4 separate regions of the Homo sapiens genome follow, and all the other regions are linked to region 1. A link is a loop called in an ENCODE intact Hi-C map of the cell type or tissue named here. Cell type or tissue: GM12878. All regions are shown on one strand.

What was found. A loop is a pair of places that touch in the nucleus more often than their neighbours do. Peaks named below come from ENCODE experiments on the same cell type or tissue, not always from the same donor. Only the 100,000 strongest peaks of a DNase experiment are listed, where the experiment ranks them.
Region 2: it touches region 1 in a loop (5-fold over the local background); 6 of 110 quality-filtered maps call a loop at or near these places.
Region 3: it touches region 1 in a loop (5-fold over the local background); 2 of 110 quality-filtered maps call a loop at or near these places.
Region 4: it touches region 1 in a loop (4-fold over the local background); 2 of 110 quality-filtered maps call a loop at or near these places.

Annotation. Positions count from the first base shown.
Region 1 is chr1:221,776,370-221,778,869 of GRCh38, reverse strand. No RefSeq gene overlaps it. Among named protein-coding and RNA genes, the nearest start is that of DUSP10, 36 kb to the right of the region's middle. RefSeq lists enhancers at 1,011-1,060, 1,091-1,140, 1,211-1,300. In GM12878, no CTCF peak of the experiment used is centred here; DNase peaks (open chromatin) are centred at 179, 949, 1,339 and 1,899; H3K4me3 peaks cover 1,691 bases; H3K27ac peaks cover 2,500 bases.
Region 2 is chr1:221,838,000-221,840,499 of GRCh38, reverse strand. It overlaps LINC01655 (long intergenic non-protein coding RNA 1655), which reads left to right. Exons shown (of 4, transcript NR_125989.1): 2 at 47-192. Among named protein-coding and RNA genes, the nearest start is that of LINC01655, 1.4 kb to the left of the region's middle. RefSeq lists enhancers at 634-683, 1,054-1,133, 1-1,149. In GM12878, a CTCF peak has its summit at 972; DNase peaks (open chromatin) are centred at 469, 1,046 and 2,379; H3K27ac peaks cover 1,476 bases.
Region 3 is chr1:222,008,336-222,010,835 of GRCh38, reverse strand. No RefSeq gene overlaps it. Among named protein-coding and RNA genes, the nearest start is that of LINC02257, 31 kb to the right of the region's middle. RefSeq lists an enhancer at 1,306-1,838. In GM12878, a CTCF peak has its summit at 1,521; a DNase peak (open chromatin) is centred at 1,535.
Region 4 is chr1:221,877,080-221,879,579 of GRCh38, reverse strand. All of the region lies in intron 2 of LOC124904517 (a long non-coding RNA gene), which reads right to left. Among named protein-coding and RNA genes, the nearest start is that of LINC01655, 38 kb to the right of the region's middle. In GM12878, no CTCF peak of the experiment used is centred here; a DNase peak (open chromatin) is centred at 1,269; H3K27ac peaks cover 204 bases.

The sequences.
Region 1 (2,500 bases):
CAGTGTAGACAGATGTGCACACACTGCTGGGCACAGAAGGTTTGGGAGTGTAGACAGAGGAAGTGAGTCCTGTCAACTGGGGCGGCTCCTGCACTGAGCAGTGAGGGCTGTGAGTGAGAACTCTCTGATGCTTCCTCTCTATGTAAGGCCCGTGAGCTTTATGACTTCCTTCTGGCTTGGTTGTAAGCGAAAATCACCTCAAAAGGGGCGTGGGTAAGAGCTACTAGCCTTCTTGGAATGCCTACTATGTGCCAGACATGAAAGCAGATGCTTTTTTCAAATACTTCTGTCGGATGAACTTTCTTATTATTGTGGTACAGATGAGGAGGCAAAATCATTTGTCTAAGACCCCACTGTTTCAGCTGCAAGCTTTCGTGGCTCCTCAGTTTGCATTTTTTCCTCACTGCAGTATCACTTTGTGAAGGAGGTCTGAAGTCTTCAAATGAAAATAGAGTTTTCTCCTTATGTAAGTATAGCAATCAAATGTTCTGGAAAGAACACTGTGCCCAGCCAAATTGCTCTAGATGTTCAGGGCAGGAGAGGGGCGGATATCCTGGTGGTGATGACCACATAACAAGAAGAGACAATGTGTGCTTAAGGTACCAGCATCTCAGGGTGGTCTAGTATTTCTCAGAGAATGGTCTGAGAGTTGGCCTCTCGTGGTATAGGTAAATTTTTAAGTATTTATGAAAATGCTTATATGTCTGGTTTCAGCCTGATTTAGTAATTTGCTTGTATAATCTCTATGTCTATTCTTGGTGGTCCAAAGGGCCCAGATTAAGAATTTTATAAACATCCTGCTGTGTTTAGTGTGTTATACCTCGGAGTATCTATTTCGCTAACCCAGATGGTGCCGTTACCACACACATATCCTGCAAGGGGAGGGAATTGTATTAACAAGTATAACCAGCAAAACCACAGCATTTCACTTTAGCAAAAGGGGCCGAAACAGGAAGCAGGTAAATTCCCTGCTCCCACACATCTACCATTCTCTCCTCCCTTCTATGAACTTAGAGTCTCTGGTTTTGTGGCCACTGAACTTGTCTCCACCTCTAGGGGCCAAATTGGGCACTGGGGGGAATTCACAAGCTTTATATTTAGCTCAAAATCACCTGGGCTATATGTGGGCTCATCACTTCCTTAAAGGTGGAAGAAGTTATAATTTCTTTTTTCTCTCTTCTCTTTCTCTCTCTCCATCTTTTCTCTTCTTTTCCTCTGTCATTTTCCCCTTCTCCTTCCAAGCATTATAGTCTTCCTTGGACCGCTTTTTCCGAATTGGCTTCCACTGGCCCATTCCAGAGTACAATTACTAGTACTGTACTACATTTCCAATAGTCAATAAGAAAGCAGAAGTGGCCACATTGGCTTCCCCTAAAAGCAGCATCAAATTTCAAGTACTTTCTTATATTACCGCCGCTCATTCCACCACCCTCTATAAGCACACAACTCACTGCTGAGCACATCATAAATGCTAAAAAGTAGTGAATAAATCAACGAATTAAATAATTCTTTTATTCTAATTTTTTTTGTACAGCAAGCCATTGTGAATAAGATGGTTCTTTTATCCCCAAAGAGGTTGCCTATTGACTGAAAGCCTAAGCACAGCTTCTGAGAGTCACAATGAGATCACATCTCTACTGTACTGAAAATCTTTTCAGGCACCAGAGAGAAAGGCCTGAGTGTGATTCTCCTTCCCTGGTTCTGAGTGAGAAGGTCATTAGCTCACTAGGTACTGGCAATTTCAAGAATTGCCAAAATGACAGTGATGTGATAAGAACAACTATCCTGTTGGGTCTTTGTGTAGTATTTTTCCTTTGAAAACAGCTTTATGCTAATTATCCCATATGAAACACAAAAAAAAAGGAAGTGTGAGGTCAATGTGGCTAAGATTTATGTCCGTTTTGCAGACGTGGATCTGAGATATCTCGTGATTTGCTGGTGGTTGCACAGGTAGTGGAAGAGCTGGGGTGGAAGGGTTTCTTCCTGAGCAGGTGGCTGTTCCTCCCAGAAGTCCTGCCTACCTGCCTTTCTCTTGCTGACAGCCATATCACCCACTTTGTTTAAGGGTCAAAACTGTCTCAGGTTGTTCTCACTGCTACACACCCACTAGCGCCATGACAAATTACAGATGCCATGGCAACATCAGGAAGTTACCCTGTATGATCTAAAATGGGGAGGAACCCTCAGTTCTGGGAATTGTCCACCTCTTTCCTGGAAGACTTGTGAATAATCCATTCCTTGTTTAGCCTATAATCAGGAAACAACCATAAAAACGGGCAACCAGAAGCCCTCAGGGCTACTCTGCCTATGGAGTAGCCATTGTTTATTCCTTTACTTTCTTAACAAACTTGCTTTCACTTAAGAAAAAAAAAAAAACTTTCTCCAGTAAAAATTTATGTTCACACCTAAAATTTGTAAACCAATGTGCATAGCATCTTTATTCATGATGGTTAAACACTGGAAACAATCCAGATGTCCATCAATAGACGAGTGGATAAGC
Region 2 (2,500 bases), 62 kb before region 1:
TCATCTGTTCCATTCTTAAATTCCTCCTTTCTCTTTCTTTCCCCAGACTTTGGGAATCACCCAACTGATGGAAAGAACCAGGAAAGGGGTCAGGATCTGCACCTTGGCAAACTTTGAAGAACACCCAATTTGATGAATGAAAACTCCTCACTTGTGCTCTGGTGGTGTTTTAGGACAATGGGCCCCTCCTGGGTAATAGTTATTGATGCAGTCTCTATCAGTAACCACCCCAAGTTTGAGATCCTTTACAAGGGAAGGTCATATTTCCAAAACTGAAACCTTGACCAAGTATCCCAGAGAGATAGGAAGGAGATACCACTCAAGTGTGTCATGGGCCTGTCCCAGGGCCTGGGAGTCAGCAGTTGGTGGCCTGGGATCCAAGGGTTAACAGCATGACCTGTTCTGGCTGGCACCAGTCACATGGTGTGCCCAACCTCACTGTTATTATCTGTTTCGGGTGAGTCACTGAGAACACAGACAGGAAAGACCCATGAACTTAGCTAGTTTCGCCCCAGGGTGTGAGACTCCACACAACTGAGTCTGGGCCACTGGCAGTGACTCATGGCGGGCCTCATGGGATTGCTGACGCAAGGTTGGAAGGGCACGTGGTTCTTCCCCCCACCGCTGGGTAGAATCCCCGCCAAAACATCCAGGCTGGAAATCCATCTTGGTCCTTGGGGAGAGAGAAAATAAAAAAGAATCATTTCTGATACTATAGCAAAGTATACAGGTGGATTTGGCAGGTCCAACTGACGAGTCTTCCACATTCTGAAAGAATTGGCTTTCTCACAATGTTAGAGTCTCTAGGAGTACTGGGGAGTGCAAATTCAACTGTTATAACTGGCATATGCAGAGAAAACGGCCCTCCTATCTCTTTTCTATGACTTGTGATGTCTTCCTCCTACTCCTGACCATCCTCTTTGGGCCCCTGGGGGTTCCTGGCTGATTTAGCCTCACCTGAGCTCTTGGTGTCACTAGAGACAATCAGTGTGGCTGTGAGTCCCATTCATTCACTTCCTGACCAGGCTATCACTCTGCCCTGTTCTACCTTTGCTGTTGGAGTTCAGGACAGGCTGCTCCAAAATATGGCCCCTTGGCATTTTAGAAAACAGCAGAAGCAGTAAGGACACTCTCTGACCTCCTCTTGCCCTTCTCCCCTAAAGCAGACTATCAAACCTAGACAGAATTTTCTGACCACCTGAAAGAGACCACAAGATCCTCATTCAAGAGGTGCCTTCAGGCCGGGTGCAGTGGCTCATGCCTGTAATCCCAGCGCTTTGGGAGGCCGAGGTGGGCAGATCATGAGGTCAGGAGATCGAGACCATCCTGGCTAACAAGGTGAAACCCCTGTCTCTACTAAAAACACAAAAAATTAGCCAGGCGTGGTGGCACACACCTGTAGTCCCAGCTACTTGGGAGGCTGAGGCAGGAGAATCACTTGAACCCGGGAGGCAGAGGTTGAAGTGAGCTGAGATCACACCACTGCACTCCAGCCTGGGTGACAGAAAGAGACTCAGTCTCAAAAAAAAAAAAAGGTGCCATCTCTATACCTAGAGGAAAGGAACATCCTTATCCTCAAAGACACAGAGGCCAGGAAGAATCTGAACAAGGAGGTCTTGCTAAGTTCCCCCAAGGTTGTTACCATCAGATCACACCTTTTTGTCCTCCAATCATATTTCTCCATGACTATCCACTCTTCATCAACCCAAGCATAAAAATAAACAAGCTTCTCTCTTTCTTTGGGTCTTCGTTTCCAAAGGCTTCCATCCACATAAAACTTACATTAATACATTTGTATACCTTTCTCTTGTAAATCTGTCTTTCGTAAGGGGCACCTTACCCATGAACCTAGCGATGGATGTGCAAAGAAAAGGAACCTTTCCTCCCCTCCACCGGTGAGCTGGACTCTCAGCCACATTTAGGTCCTGACTCAGGCACACAGGGACCCAGGGAACCTCACGAGAGTTAAATCTCAAGAACTCCCATTCTGCTGCCCACCTGCTATACACAAATGGGGTCTCAAAATGGGGAACAAAGTCAAGAGCCACTATCTGCCCTTGGTGTTTCTTTTATTTATCATCATTTTCTCTTCTTGATGAATTTCTATTGCCATTCATTCAAAAGACCTATTAAGTACCTGCTATTTGACAGGCTTAACTGTGACCTCATCCAGGAAGTTTTCCAAAAACTTCCTGAAATGTCTCTTCCTGCTCTGTCTTTCCAGGGCACTTTATTCCTACCTCCTATTCTGCCTCTCACATATATTGCAGGGATCTGTCACTCCCCTGTTCTGTAGACCTCCCATGTTCCTGCTCGAAAGGAGAAGCAGTCTTATTCAGCTTCTCGCCACCAGCGCTTGACACTCTGAATGTCTGTTGATAAAAAATGAATAACGAAAGGAAACAGAGGCGCAAACTTAAGTATAGAAACTCTTCATACTCAGAGAGGCAGCATGGTTTTGTGGTTCAGGGCACAGGCTCTGAAGTCAGACCGCCTTGGT
Region 3 (2,500 bases), 230 kb before region 1:
ATGGAACTTGAGTGGCTGAAAATAAAGATTGAATGAAAACTCTCTAATTCCTTGATCAGAAGCCATGCATAATAAATGACCCACCATGTATTTAGGTCAGTGGCTCTTTCTGTCACTAACTATTACACATTTTTCTGCATTTCCCAGAACTGAGTGGGAGATGAGAAGGGAAGGAGGTTTGGAGATCACATTTAGAAGAAGAGTATGTGGGGTGGCTGTGACCACTCCTGCCATGTGGACTATAGTGCTTTTGTGATCCATTAACGTCACAAAATAGAAATGACACTATACACTTAATCACCACCTGTTCCTCATTTATACACTCAGGTCCACTGTGGTTTGAGTACATTGCTTTATTTGATTTACATTAGTTCACAAAGCAACAAACAGGAGAAACCTGTTATGAGGACAGAGGGTTCCTACTAAGCATTTTTTCTCTCCAGTGTCAGAAATGTCCAGTAGTGCAAATGGATCCTGCAGAGTTCAAGGAGAAGAGCTTTTCTTTTGGAAAGTCCTCTTGTGCACTCCATCTCTTTTCATTTGATGGGGCTCTGTGTTCCCCACATGTACTTTTTCAGAGGGGAGGCTGAAGCCCTGGCAAAGATTCAGAAATACTAACCAGCTCCTGTTTGAGTTCATTAGAGCGAAGTCAATTTTTCTTTTTTCATTATTTTCTTTTTCTCTTCTTCTTCCAGTGATGCAACTTGGACCAATTTCCTCAGAGCTAAACCTCTGGGACATATTATATAGATGGAGACATAGCGTTCTGGGTTTTTTTTTTTTTTTTTAATATTTTCAATGTTGAATCATAGACTATTAGAGCTAGAGAATGTCTTTGGAATCTCTTGATCTAGCGGTTTGGAAACTGAGTCACACAGAGCCCTGGGGTTCCTTAGGATTGCTCTGGGTCCAATCCAGTTTTATCTCTTTTCATATACTTGTGTTCTATCCGTATTAAACAAGAAGTTCTGAGGCCTCTGATTTAGTCTACTGCACTCACATTTAAGATGTTTGAACTGAAGTTAAGAGAGAGAAATTGATTTGTGCAGTCATATAATTTGTGATGGTTGGTTTGAGCTGAGCCTCCAGTCTGGAGTTTCAGACTGCCTGGAGGGTGGTCTTCAAACACACCATACCATTTTCCAAATAACAGGATAAATGTTACATATAGGGGTCTCAGCAGTAGAGCTGATTCTGAATGTGAAATGGAAGGACATGGCCCATTTTGGATGGCTTTCATCTCCTTCTTCTCCCCAGTGCATTGACTTACAAAATCGTTGAAAAGATACTTTATCTTGGCTAGATTTTTAGTTACTAGTGCCTTCTGGCATTTTACATATCTAGTCAAATCATTTTTTTTTCAGAAATTATACTGCAGATAGAAAGAACCCCTTTCTTAAAGTCATGGACACATTTAATATTCTAAGAATTTTGAATTATTAAAAATATCATACCCCTAGCTCCCCCAAAAAGCCTATCTTTACCTGGGTTGGATGTGGACAATGTAAAAGTGACACAGTAGGTGGCTCCCGTGAGCAAAAGTGAAACCATTTTAATTCACTATGCTCCTGCAGTTTCTCTAGAATAGATGAGAACACCTGTGGCTTTAGGAACTGGAGATCACTCAGGGGGCCTGCAGGGGCTGCTTATCAAAGGGAAACAGCATAAGGCATTAAATTCCCTCCAGTCCTGTCTATGGGAAACTCATCTGTAGAGGTCCTTTCTTTCTTTCTTTCTTTCTTTTTTTTCTTTTTTGGAGACGAAGTCTCACTCTGTCGCCCAGGCTGGAGTGCAATGGCGCGATCTCGGGTCACTGCAACCTCCCCCTCCCAGGTTCAAGCGATTCTCCTGCCTCAGCCCCCCAAGTAGCTGGGATTACAAGCGCCCGCCACCATACCCAGCTAATTTTTGTATTTTTTAGTAGAGATGGGGTTTCACCATGTTGGCAAGGCTGGTGTGGAACTCCTGACCTCGTGATCTGCCTGCCTCGGCCTCCCAAAGTGCTGGGATTACAGGCCTGAGCTACCGCACCCAGTTTTCTTTTTCTTTTTTTCTTTCTTTCTTTTCTTTTCTTTTCTTTTTTTTTTTTTTTTTTTTTTTTTTTGAGGAGTCCTGCTCTGTTGCCCAGGCTGTAGAGCAGTGGTGCAATCTCAGCTCACTGCAACCTCTGCCTCCCTCCCGGGTTTAAGCCATTCTCGTGCCTCAGCCTCTGAGTAGCTGGGGCTACAGGTGCCCACCACCACGCCTGGCTATTTTTTTGTATTTTTAGTAGAGATGGGGTTTTGCCATGTTGGCCAGACTGGTCTCGAACTCCTGGCTTCGAGTGATCCGCTCGTCTCGGGCTCCCAAAATGCTGGGATTATAGGCATGAGCCACCGCACCCGGCAGAGATTTTCAATGTAAAAACTTTCCACAAAGTTGTAAAGGAATCAATTTAATTACAAAGCAAACAATAAAATTATTTCTAATTTTTCCATGTGAAAAAACATTTCAAACTTTG
Region 4 (2,500 bases), 100 kb before region 1:
GAACAGTTTTCTTGCTGGTCTAAGTCAGTGTTACGCTGTTGGTCATAGCTTCCAAGGAAGGATCACAGAGAAGAGGCAAAAGTGCAAGCCAGCCTGCAACCCGTAATCAAGACACATTCCTAAATTCAGGCTCTCTTTTCAAAGTGAATTTTTGTTGGGTGAGGATTCAGGGAACATATTCATCAAATGCTCCAAGCACAATGTCACCCTCCCCATAATTTTAGAGTAAACAAAACCTCAATGAGTGGCAGGTATGAAATATTGTAGACAGGGTCAAGACCATTTCAGAGGCTCTCGCAGCCCCTCATGTACTCACCACAATAAAAGGAGTTGTGGCTGGCCCCTGCCTGACAGGGAGGTCACTGCCTTGAGACACGGGACCAAAGTTCAGGACAAGACTTAGTGATTGCAGCATGGTCAGGCACACAAGCTCTGCTCCCCTATCAGGCTTCGACTTGGACTTCAGTGGAGGGCTAAGCTGCTCTCCATCCCCCTACCCTATTATCTGACTATGAATTGGAACATAGATATTCACTGTCTCTGGGAAGAAATTTAGAGTTAGAGACTTTTGGGTTAGGAGACATCTTAAAGATGATCCAATCCAAGAAACTTTCTGAAGCTTGAGTTCCTTCTGTTCCATCTTCCCAAGCAGTTGATCAGCCTTTGTGTGAGAACAGCTGCTCATGGGAAACAGATGCTTCTCCAGAGGCAGACATTTCTATCTCAGGATTATTCTTGTAGATATTGATTCACTTTCAGATTAGAAAGTTCTTGGAGAGTGACTGTGCCCTATTTACCTTTGTCAGCCCAACATCTAGTATAGAATCTGGCACATAGTAAGTGCTTATTGAATGATAATAGCTAACAGTTATTGTGTGCTTAGTATATGCCAAACCCTATACCAATAGCCATCCCTGCATTGACTCATTTAATTCTCAAAATAGCCCTTTGTGATAAGTATTATTTTTAATCTCTATTTTAACAGAATTGAACGAAAAGAGACTCAGAGACTAAACGAATTGCCTAAGATCACATGCTAGCTAATGACAATGTAGGGATTTAATGCAAGTGTGTAGCTTTGAGCTTGCCTGCTTAATTGCTATTTTAGATAGATGAAAAAAATAAATTAATAAATGAGAAAAATCAGCACACTTGTAATTTCTGCCATTGATCTTTAGTTTCTCTTTGTGGCTAGCTGAGTCAAATTCTTCTTCTATATGACATGAGTCATGTTTAAAGACAGCCTCTGGTTATCTTTCCCTTCTTCCCTTTTTCAGGCTACACATCATTGTTCATATGTTCCTCATATGAATGGTTTCAGGTACCTTCATCCTCCAAATACCTTATATGGACTCAATAAATCAATTTCCTTAAAAGTATTTTTTGGCTATTAATATTGCATCTTTTACTGGGGTAATAAAGTTCTGCCCTGATTACCTCCAGCACAAATGCCTGGCTTCTCTGCAGATGCTGTAGTAATGAGCCCCAATGCCCTCCTTCACCTCATGGCCCTGGACCCAGAGTTCTGTCTGGTCAGCATGGATTCTCATAGACAATTACATCTCTAATAACTCTCATATACTTTGTATACTCTCCATGGTGCATTTATATGTAGGTATGTGTATTTATATGTATTAGATGCTAATAAGATATAGATAGATATATCAGTGTATAATTGATATCTCTCTCTCTCTCTCTCTCTATATATATATATATATATATATAGCCCAACATCTCTCTGTCTCTCTCTCTCTCTCTATATATATATATATATGGATAACTCTAATAAGATAACTATATATATACTTATTATATATTATAATATATCTTATTAGAGTTATCTTATTACAGCCTCTCCTAAGGTAGGTGGATGTAAACACCCTAACTCATGCTACATGACTTACAATGGAGACACAACCAATCCATGACAGATCAGGAGCCTGAATGAGGACTGGCTCCCAGTTTCTGGCCCCTTGTTTAGGGCTCTTTCTGTTGCACCACACAGCTTTGTAATCTAGATGTCTAGAAAGCTACTTTCCACTCTTAGCCCTGCAGCCTACTCAGTTACTGATTTAACATGAAGGGACTCAGAGCTAAGTTATAAATAAGACTCATGTTGGCCCCAGGAAGGAAGGAAGGAAGGAGATAAAGTGGTCTGCCAAACTGCCATTCCTCACGAGACCCCAGCCAGCACACCGCATCTTAACAGCCCCTGGTTTCTCAGGGTAGAGCTCTTCTTTCCCTTGCCCTCCTCTCTTCTTTCCTAATGGGTGCTGCAGTCAGGTACTTTTATATTTATATGGATGCATTTCTATTACTTTTGTATTTACACTGATGCATCTATACTACCACATCTTTCTCATGCCGCCTAAATCTCCTATGAAGCTAAAAGGAGAAAGATGTCTGGAGAAAGCATGCTCTGCATATCCACAGCAGAGGCAAACATTTCAGTGAGCATTCACCAGTCAGGGAAATACCCTGATTGTTTACAATAACATCC